2 separate regions of the Homo sapiens genome follow, and region 1 is linked to region 2. A link is a loop called in an ENCODE intact Hi-C map of the cell type or tissue named here. Cell type or tissue: endothelial cell of umbilical vein. All regions are shown on one strand. Each heading gives the region's core, and the rest is flanking DNA. Links, peaks and the distances in the headings are about the cores only. Region 1 overlaps ABCG1 (ATP binding cassette subfamily G member 1). Region 2 has its middle 54 kb from the start of ABCG1.

Region 1 (5,369 bases), core at 119-5,118, 110 kb after region 2:
TGCAGCTCCAGTTGCCAGTCATGGCTGGCTTTATGTGGGGGACTGTTTATATTTCTGCTTCCTCCTTGTTCGCTGCAAAAGAAGAGTCCCCAGGCTTCATGTCTCTCCTGGCACCCTAGGGGGCATCCTCAGCTTGATCTGCTCTGTGCTTTGGTCAGTAGATGGGGGTTCGCCTTGGTTTTCCACCTGGAGAGACCCTGACTTGGGTTGGGCAAAGCTTCTTCCCCATGGTGTCTGAGAGTGGCACGTGAAGGGCAGTGCCAAGGGGTTCTTAGCTCAGCAAAGAGAAGCAGGTTACGTTTGCAGACACATGATCTGCTCCCTAAACTTCTTTGTGGGGAAACAGAAGCAGGAACCTGTGGGGCTGTTCCCATTCGTGTTCCCTGGTCCTGCGTGTTCTGTGGGTAAGCAGACGCCATTCCCCTGGGCCCAGCATCCCTGGGCGGTGTGTGCCCCATGGAGCCCTGACTGCTGATCTGGCCTCCAAATGGATGTTCAGATGGGGCGCAGAGGACCTCTGAGGAGTTGGCGAACAGATGCTGCAAAGCAGTCGTGAAGTTTTTCTTGACCCTAATGTTCACTGTTCCATGTATGCCCTAAGTGCAAACTCCATGCACACCCTCTTGATTCCTGAACAGCTCCTGCGTCTTGGGTAGCCCGAGTTTGACTTCTCAGTAAGTTCTTGAGTGAACCCCATGGCCACATGCTCGAGACCCTTCACTGGGACCGCAGCTCAATGGCTGCATTCTCCACAGATGCGACTAGGGACTCCTGCTGTCCTCTCCCAACCTCGCCACCGAACCTGCTGTGAAATGATCTATTTTCACAATCAAATTCAGTTCGATTTTGATTCTGAGAATTTCATGAGGCCCTGGAGAAATACTCTGAGGCTATGGTACATGTTACCACTCAAGGTCCTGTCTCACACGGAGGAGATATTGGCCGCCCGTTGCGGAGTCCGGATCCCACATCAGACACAGTTGTGCATGTTTATGCTTTTCATCCTTGCAGCCAGGCAGACTGAGAAATGGCAGGCAGTGTCACATGGCAGGAGCGTGGGCCTGACCCTGTCCAGCTCTGGGGCCTGAGACCTCTTTGCCCCACACCCCGCCCCCCTCCCCGCCACCGCCCTGCATCTCACCCTCTCCTCTGATCCTCACAGCAACTTCTCTAGCTAATGAGGTGGACAGAGCTTAACCTCACCATTGTGCCAGTGAGGAAATGGAGGTTGCACGTTTGCCCAAGGCCACGGGAGGCAGGAGGGTGGAAGCAAGGCCCGTCCTGTGCATGGTGATCTACTCTGGGTTTTCCCAAGCAGGGCCAGGAGCCCAGTGCTGTGTTAGCAAACGGGATCTCAAAAAACACAACAACAACAAAACGCGGCATCCTGACGTGTCGCCCTCGTAAATTCCTGTGCTGTAAAGACTCTCCTGTGGATAAGTTCAAGCCTCAGCAGTTTAACAGGCGGTTTGTGGAATTCCTAACTCGCACCACTGGTTCCGCCCAGGCTGGTCGCCAAGCCCCTGATGCCTGGGGCTTTCTTACCTCTAAATGGCCCACATCTGACTTCTCTCCTGGGTACAGCAGAGAATTCAACTGAGATAGCAGGAAGCATCGCACATGGACTGCTCTCCTGCCATCCTACCATTGTTAAAGCAGGGGCATCGGAAGCCAAGAACTCCTTGGGTTTTCCATGATGATCAGCTAGCTGCACGGTGGCTAGTGGCACCGTGGCTAGCTGCATGGTGGCTAGTTGCACCGTGGCTAGTGGCCTTATGCCTAGCTGCACTGTGGATAGCTGCACCGTGACTAGTGGCACCGTGGCTAGCTGCACCGTGGCTAGCGGCATTGTGGCTAGCTGCACTGTGGGTAGCTGCACCGTGGCTAGTGGCACTGTGGCTAGCTGCATCTTGGCTAGCTGCACCGTGGCCTGCAGTGCGGGCATGAGGCTCACACTGCCAGTGGCCGTCTGTTCTGCTTCCACACTGTTGTCCTTGTCCCCTGCAGGTGTCGGCACATCTGAAGCTTCAGGAGAAGGATGAAGGCAGAAGGGAAATGGTAAGTGGGTTGTTTGGTGCCCACAAGTGGTCCAGAAAGTGCATGACGTGCATGTGGAAGGTGTGCCTGCCGGGGCATTTTGGCATTGGCTTTTGTTTGTTGATTTGTTTTTGCCTTGCCTTCCGTGTGTGGGACAGGCAACATTTCAGGGAGTGCTGTGGCCTGCAGCAGCCAGAGGCCAAGAAAGGCAGATCTGGTGCACACGCTCATGGCTTTGATTCTCAGATTCAGGAGTCGGAATGTAATGTGAGGGACAACAGACTTGGCACTCATGGGGCCAGAAGATGCCAGCTTCAGGGTTAGACCAAGAGTGCTGCCCTTTTAGTGTTTAATATGATCGATATTAAATTTTTTATAAGACAATAACAATGAAGATGGTTAGTCATTCGTTTAAAAATAACCACCCTCCATCCACCTACACTTGCAAGAAGAAATTTAGTTCTTACATGTTATTAACCGGCCTCTTAAAAAAGAAAATAAATACGTTTCCAGGATGATGAAGACTTTCTAATCCCTTTAGCCATTTTTTTTTTGGCTTCCTAAACCCAGGGAGCAGGGACAGATGCAGGTGGGCAGAGCCAGGGGGAGCAGCAGAAAGCCACACAGAGGAAGGAGGCCACCAGCCTGGACTCACACACCCTCCACGGGAAACCCACTGTCCTCCTCTCCACTGCAGCTAGTGCTGGTGGGATTTTCAGTGTGAGATGGAATTTGGGGAAACCCCCCTTCTATAAGATTATCTTTCTCTCCTAACACCCTTAAAGGCTCACAGTCTGGCAGCAGCTGAGAGTGGGGTTTGCCGGGTTAGTGCCAATGGCTCGACATGGCCCTTTGTGTTCTGGTATAAAATGAAGTGATTGATGGGACAGAGTCAAACATACTGAGGAACAGTCATAGCAATTCTATTTCCGGCATTTCCCCCTCTCCGGTCATCTGTAATAGCTAATATTAAGTAAATGTAAACCACTTTGGTATGGAAAAAAAGAGTTGGACAACCTTAATGCTCCTCCTCCCCCATCAACTGTGCCCTTCAAAACTCAGGATTCAGCCCGTGTCACCGGGGCTGGGGGGTGAAATGCCCGGTGCAGGTGGAAAGAGCCTAATGTCTGAGAGAAGGAAAATGACTCTTTGTTGCTACAGAAAATGTTCTGTGTGGAATTCTTTTATTCTGAGATTGAAAAGAAAATGGATGAGTGGAAACCAAAAGAGAGAAAATGTGGAAATCACATGTGTTCCTGGCCCTTCATGGGGGCAGAAGACCCAGCCTTGTGAGTTTATTGTCTAGGCTGAAAGGCGAGAGCCCCCTCTGGATAGTGTTTTCTAAACAATGTAACGTAGACACCCCCCCACAACACACACACCACCTCCCAAGCCCGAGAATGTTACTTATACCAAGTTATGGAAGATGAGTGTTATGGCCTGAATTCCCCCCAAAAGATGATATGTTAAAGCCTACACCCCAGAAACCCAGAAATGGCTGTATTTGAAGATCGGGTCTTTACAGAAGTAATGAAGTTAAAATGGGGTCATATGGGTGGGCCTCAGTCCAGTCTAACTGTGTCCCTGTAAGAAGAGGAGAGGAGGACCCAGACACACCAAGGGATGGCCCCGTGAGGACACAGGGAGGAGGCGGCATCTGCCAGCCCAGGAGAGGGGCCTCAGGAACCAACCCTGCTGCCCTCGATCTCAGACTTTGGCCTCCAGAATTGAGGCGGGAGTTTCTGTTGTGGAAACCAGCCAGTGTGGGGGACTTCGTTACAGCAGTGAACGTAACAAACGAGAGCCTTAGTTCCAGGCACACAGAAGAACATGGAGAAAAGCAGGTGTCAGAGCTGAGTCTCGGCGAAGTCTCCCATGGGAGATGAACCCAAATCAACAGAACGGGGCCCTGGGATTGAGCCAGGGCGACCTTCACTCTCCCTGTCTGAGGTCAGTTTTGCCACCCCCCAGTCCTGGGCCCTCCTTGCCATCAGCTACAGGACAAGAGGAGAGGCCGGCAAGAGTGTGCAGGGCCCCCATGAAGCAGAGGCTTTTCCACCCGGAGACTCAAGAAGCTGCTCCTCCCGAAGCCTGGATGCAGTGCCCCTGGATCCGCCTTTCAGGGCCCTCCTTCCCATCCCCCGGCCTCCCTGCTTTCATGGGGTGTCGGAAGCACAATCCAATCTCTTTGTCTCGGATAGCCCTCCATCGAGGTCCCAAAGACCCCTCCAGATGCTGGCCTGCAAGCTGAGGGGCGGCTGTGGGGGCTCCAAGGAGAGACGGTGGAAGTGGTCACTGATGCTCGGCGTGGAGGAGGAGCCAAGAGCTCTGGAGAGGGAGGCGCTGGAGAGAGGGAATTCTGTCTCTCTGACCCAAAATAAGGCCCAAGGACAGAGCAAACGGTGGAGAGGGTCTCGGGGATCACCGGAGGCCGGGGGAGCAGACGCAGGAGGCGGAGGGCGGAGAGACTTGCTAACACGGAGAGGCCCTGTGGTGAAGTAGAGCTGAGCACACGGGGGAGCCCTCCATCCTGGCCTCCTGGAACCCACCGGATGGCCTTGGGCCACTGCCTGCTGTGCCCCGAGCCGAGCTTCACCTGTAACGTGGGGACAGGAAGCCAGGCCCCACCTGCCTTTTGGGGCAGTGCAACCTGAACTGGATGGTTTCTTTAAGGTCTCTGAGCTCGATGGAGCCCATGTGATCCATATGGGAGGGGCTGTGGGATTGCTTCCCTGCAGCATAAGGCGACAGCCACCAGCCTTTTCCGGGGTAGCTGGTGAAAGTCGCTCTCCCCATGGGCTGGGCGCACAGTGAGTGCTGCTCAGCAGGCTCCGTGCTGAAGTCACAGCAAGCCAGGCCCTTGGCCTGCCGGAGCTGGAAGACCCAGAACAAGCTGGCATCTTGGTGGAGAATGGAGGCGCCTCCCAGGAGTAGCTACACGGGACCCGAAGGCAGATGGCACCCATAGGTGTGTGTCCTCGTGGTGCCTGGGCCCTGCCTAAGACACGGCCCGGATGAGAGCCTCCAGCTATTTTCAACTGGGTTTACAAGGGCAAAAATATCAGCTCATGTGGCTGAATCATCCCTGAGGGGTGAGCCCCTGGCGCCGTCCTCAGATTCCTCTTCGGCTGGATTGAACAATGCAGAGAGCCCTCCCCACAGGACCTGGAGGCCACGCTGCGTCCTGCACATGCTCCTCACCAGCAGACCCAGCTGTTCCTCAGCCATGGCACAGGTGCATGCCTCGCCATCGGGCCCACCATCAGGATTGCTTCAGGAGAACAGGGCAGCAACTTTGTGCCTTCACTCACTTCCCTCCAACCCCCGATGTG
Region 2 (5,369 bases), core at 240-5,239:
TGGCAGAGCGGGGGAGGGGAGCAGAGCATCCAGCAGCCCAGAGAAGGGGAGCAGGGAGGGGGGGACCCAGTGGAAGGCTCAGAGCCACCGGTGAGGTGGAGGACCATCACAGCCACGGATTCTGTAGGCGGACTTGTCAGGACAGAGTGGAGTGAGGGTGAGTGAGGGGCAGATTCAGATGGCTGTTCAGGGGCGAGTGTGGGGAGACTCGTGGCTGTGCGGGGGTGAGTCGGGGGAGACTTGTGTGGCTGTGCAGGGGTGAATGGGGGGAGACACATGGCTGGGCAGCAGTGAGTGGGGGGAGGCTTGCATGGCTGTGCAGGGGTAAGTTGGGGAAGACTCCCATGGCTGTGCAGGGGTGAGTTGGGGGAGACTTGCACGGCTGGGCAGTGGTGAGTAGGGGGAGACTCGCATGGCTGTGCAGGGGTGAGCTGGGGAGAGACTCACTTTGCTGTGCAGGGATAAGTGAGGAGGAGACTCAAATGTCTGGGCAGGAGTGAGTGAGCGGTGACTCACATGGCTGGGCAGGGGTGTGTGAGAGAGGGAGACTCACGTGGCTGGGCAGGGGTGAGTGAGGAGGAGACTCACAAGGCTGGGCAGGGGTTAGTAGGGGGTGACTCCTATGGCTGGGCAGAGGTGAGTGGGGAGAGGCTCCCATCGCCGGGCAGGGATGAGTGAGGGGAGACTCATGGCTGTGCAGGGGTGAGTGAGAAAGGGAGACTCCCATGGCTGGGCAGGGGTGAGTTGGGGGAGACTCATGTGGCTGGGTAGGGGTGAGTGGGGGGAGACTCCTATGGCTGGGCAAGGGTGAGTGAGAGGAGACTCATAGGGCTGTGCAGGGATAAGTTGGGGGGAGACTTACGTGGCTGTGCAGGGGTGAGTCGGGGAGACTCGCATAGCTGTGCAGGGGTGAGTGGGAGGAGACTCACGTGGCTGTGCAGGGGTGAGTGGGGGAAGACTCGCATGGCTGTGCAGGGATAAGTGAGCAGGAGACTCACATGTCTGGGCAGGAGTAAGTGGGGTGACTCACATGGCTGGGCAGGGGTGTGTGAGAGAGGGAGACTCACATGGCTGGGTAGGGGTGAGTGAGGAGGAGACTCACATGTCTGTGCAGGGGTTAGTCGGGGGTGACTCCTACGGCTGGGCAGAGGTGAGTCGGGAGAGACTCCCATGGCTGGGCAGGGGTAAGTGAGAGGAGACTGACAGGGCTGTGCAGGGGTGAGTGAGAGAGGGAGACTCACATGGCTGGACAGGGGTGAGTTGGGGGAGACTCACACGGCTGGGTAGGGGTGAGTGGGGGGAGACTCCTATGGCTGGGCAGGGGTGAGTGAGAGGAGACTCACAGGGCTGTGCAGGGGTGTGTGAGAGAGGGAGACTCACATGGCTGGGCAGGAGCTAGTGAGGGTGAGACTGCATGGCTGGGCAGGGGTGGGTGAGGGATGAGGAATGGAGGCAAAGAGCAGATTGCTCCTTAGGGACCTGGGTTGCTAATGGTAAGAGGCTGCTGAGGAGGCTCCTGGTTGCAGAGAAGGGTTTGTTTTCGCCTTCTGCAAGATGGGCAGGTTTGTGGGCTGGAGGGCAGGAGGCGAAGACACAGCCTGGATGAGGGGGAGGAGGAGGGGCTTGGGAAGCAATGGGGAATGGGTCGCTGTGAGCAGAGGGCCCTGCCAGCTTCGGATGGAGGGGCAGTGGTGAAGGAGGGAACGTGAGTGGACAGATGTTAGGGCTCAGTGGGGGGTGCGGGGTGCAGGGTTGGGCCCGCTGGTGGAGTGGAAGTCGGTCATGAGGGATGTGCCAGGTGCCCAGTCCTCAGTGCGGTCAGAGGTGAGCCCCAGGTCAGAGTGCACGGCCTGGGGAGTGTGGTGAGTAGTTAATGGGTGCGAGCCTGTTGACTTCTGCCATTAAAATCTCTTTATTTTGAGATAATTATTATAAGAAGAGTCGATAAGATACACTGCACTCCAGCCTGGGCGACAGAGCAAGACTCCGTCTCAAAAAACAAAAAACAAACAAAAAAAAGAAGGGTAGATAAGATAGTAGTTATCAGAAATAATACAGAGAGCTCATGCGCCCACCTCCCATTGCCCGTGGTAGCATCCTGCCTGACTCGGGACTCTCTGCCCTGTGTTCTGGTCCCTGGGCTCTCCTCATGGTGGCCATGCCCCTGGCATTCCTGTCCTGGATTTCTAAGCCATCTTTGACCTAATTAGAAAGCCTGGCCTACCAACCTGCAGACCAGCTGGGAGAACCCTTAGCCCTGACCCAGTGTCTGGCATGGGCCTCTGGGTTTTAGAATGGGGCTAGTGATCAGAGGAGCTAGTCAAGGTCTTTGGTTGCAGGCCACAGAATATGGGCTGAGAATCCAAGAGGCCAGGGTATGTGGGAACTTGGAGCCGGGGGAATAGCTAAAGAACCAACCAAGAAAGAGCAGTTTCCAGGTAGCTCTGGGGATCCACGTAGTTGAGTCTGCAGGTCACTGCCCTGGGAGGAATTGCTTTTGACAGTTTCACCTCCATCCCTCCATCACCCTGATCTGGGTTTCAAACTAGAGTCTCCTTGGCCTGGCTTGTATCCCAGCCCCACACTTGGCCAGGAGGTGGAGCTCCTTGATTGACAACCTCTAAGCCTGCACACAGGGTCAAAGGCAGCCGTCCAAAGTCAGGCAACTGTGGCCAGAGGAAGGAGAAAGAAACAGACTAATTTGACCCCCAGATCTTGGTTCGATGTTGGGTCAAATTATGGCTGGCACCAGAGCCCAGAAGTTGCAAGGACACTCAAGTGAGAACGTTTGGGTGTAGAGGTGCAAGACAAGTGCATCTGAGAGTTCGAGTCCCAGTGTGGACGTGTCTGGCATTGTGTAGATAGGCAGACTGTGCTGAAACACGTGTAGATCAGTGGCAGAGAACAAAAAGACCTTTAGTTTTCTGGGAAACTGTACTTAAAACTAGTTATGCATCTTGCCGTCATGAAACAGAGTCACTTATTGCCAGTAATCTCCCTATGAGAGTCTACTCAAACTCAGATGGTTTATTTTTTATAACTTTAACCTGGGGACTATGATGTTTGTTTTACTTACTTGTGTGGAGAAATTATATTTACTCATGCTTTGTTCATTTATAGGAAATTGGACTTACTTCCCAACCATATTACATTAACCTATGGACTAACTTGTTTTAATAACCCAGCAGCAATATAAAAGAATGGCCATAGATTCTCTTTGAATAAGGAAAACATCTGTTTTTCTTCTTAAATAGAAAAAAACTCAGTAAGTCTATTAATGATGATTAAAGCTGATTTAAAATACACAGCAAGACTTTCAGTTTAAAAACAGTGTTCTAGGCTGGACGCAGTGGCTCACGCCTGTAATCCCAGCACTGTGTGAGGCCGATGGGGGCGGATCACCTGAGGTCAGGAGTTTGAGACCAGCCTGGCCAACATGGAGAAACCCCATCTCTACTAAAAATACAAAAATTAGCTGGGTGTGGTGGCACATGCCTGTAATCCCACCTACTCGGGAGGCTGAGGTAGGAGAATCACTTGAACCTGGGAGGCAGAGGTTGCAGTGAGCCTAGATCCCGTCACTGCACTCCAGCCTGGGAAACAGAGCAAGACTCCATCTCAAAAAAACAAACAAAAACAGTGGTCTAAGGGCAGAATTTCCCCCTTAACATCTAGGAAGACCCGCACACAACAAGAGGAATAAGAAACATGAGCTCTATCTGTAATGAAATCTGGGTGTACGTGAGACCTCAAGCCATGGAGGTGGAAGAGATATCAAAAGCAGCAGCTGGCCGGGCCCAGTGGCTAAAGCCTCTAATCCCAGCACTTTGGGAGGCCGAGGTGGGCGGATCACCTGAGGTCAGGAGTTCAAGACCAGCCTCCCCAACATGGTGAAACCCCATCTCTACTAAAAATACAAAAATTAGCCGGGCGTGGTGGCGGGCCCCTGTAATCCCCACTACTCGAGAGGCTGAGGCATGAGAATCGCTTGAACCCGGGAGTCAGAGGTTGCAGTGCGCCGAGATCACGCCACTGCACTCCAGCCTGGGCGAAGCAAGGGTGCAGGAAGAAATGGAGACAGAATCTTGCAGCCGCACATTTCAGAAAAGGCCATGGAGGATCGCATCACGAAGGCAAAAGCTGGTATGCAGCAGGGAGATGAGGTCCGTGCGCAGGCAGAGGGGCACCTGCACCTGTGTTGGTTCTGAGAAGTGGAGGATGTGTGGCTGAATGAAGAATTACCCAGCAAACCATACGACGAGGAAGCCGTGTGTTGATGTTGTACCTTTTCATTAGAAAAAGAGAAAGCGTCCCATGTACACGTACGAGAGAACCAAGATCAAACGCGTCAGGTCATTTAATATAAACGAGATAAACAGAAGAATCAAAAACTCAATCCCGTGCCTGTCCAGGAGAGAGTCCTAAAGCTCTGTGACTGAGAGAGCTTGTAAAATGAAACGATGGGCGAAGAACGGATGGACAGCCTCAAACAGAAACGAAGCTGGGTTTATATCCTTAATGTCAGGTAAGGCTGAGTTCAGGGAGAAACACACCAAGGAAGACCAGAATAGGTTCTTTAGAATAATAAAGAATGCAACTGACAACAGATATGTCCCAACTACAAATATTTATGTACCAAAAAGGTGCTTCACCATGCATAGGGTGAAAATTGTGGGAGATACAGTGAGGTACGTGTAGGGCCACGATACTAATAGGAGACTTTAAAGAAAATAACTGTTGTAATGTATTCAATTTCTTTTTGTATTTTCCCCAATATTTTACTATGAAAATGTTTTAAATACACAGAAAAGTTGAAAGAATTGTACAAGAAATGCCCACATGCCCTCCTCCTATGTCAGGGGTCAGCAAATTATAGCCCGTGGGCTAAAGCTCACCCACTACCCGTTATTATATGGGCTGCAAGCTAACAATGGTTTTTCTGTTCTTAAATGGTTAAAAAGTCAAAAGAAAAAATATGTTGGGACACATAAAAATTATATGAAATTCAACTTTCAACATCTACAAATGAAGTTGCATTTGTTTTACAACAGAACCCAGGCACACTCATCATTTGCATAGTGACTATGGCTGGCTTCTAACAACAATGGAAGAAGAGTCGAGCCATCGTGACTGAGATTGTCTGGTCCATAAAATCTGCAATATGCATTCGGCCCTTTATAGGAAAGTGTACCAAACTCTTCCTAGATTCTAAAATGAACATTTTTCTATTATTGCTTTATCACATATTTGCCAATTCCTCTGTCGACAAATCCACTGGTTTTTCGGATGCATTTTAAAGTAAGTTGTAGACACCAATGCACTTCACTTTGCAAGCGCTTCAGCATGCAGATCATTAATTGGAGTTCATT

Evidence for each region. A loop is a pair of places that touch in the nucleus more often than their neighbours do. Peaks named below come from ENCODE experiments on the same cell type or tissue, not always from the same donor. Only the 100,000 strongest peaks of a DNase experiment are listed, where the experiment ranks them.
Region 1: a loop joins it to region 2, with 10 times the contacts of the local background. A loop is called at or near these places in 12 of 110 quality-filtered maps.

What each region holds. Positions count from the first base shown.
Region 1 is chr21:42,274,888-42,280,256 of GRCh38, forward strand. ABCG1 (ATP binding cassette subfamily G member 1) reads left to right here. Exons shown (of 15, transcript NM_016818.3): 5 at 2,008-2,058. Among named protein-coding and RNA genes, the nearest start is that of TFF3, 38 kb to the right of the region's middle. In endothelial cell of umbilical vein, for the core only: no CTCF peak of the experiment used is centred there; a DNase peak (open chromatin) is centred at 2,954; H3K27ac peaks cover 973 bases.
Region 2 is chr21:42,161,992-42,167,360 of GRCh38, forward strand. No RefSeq gene overlaps it. Among named protein-coding and RNA genes, the nearest start is that of ABCG1, 54 kb to the right of the region's middle. In endothelial cell of umbilical vein, for the core only: a CTCF peak has its summit at 2,581 (motif pointing right); a DNase peak (open chromatin) is centred at 2,620.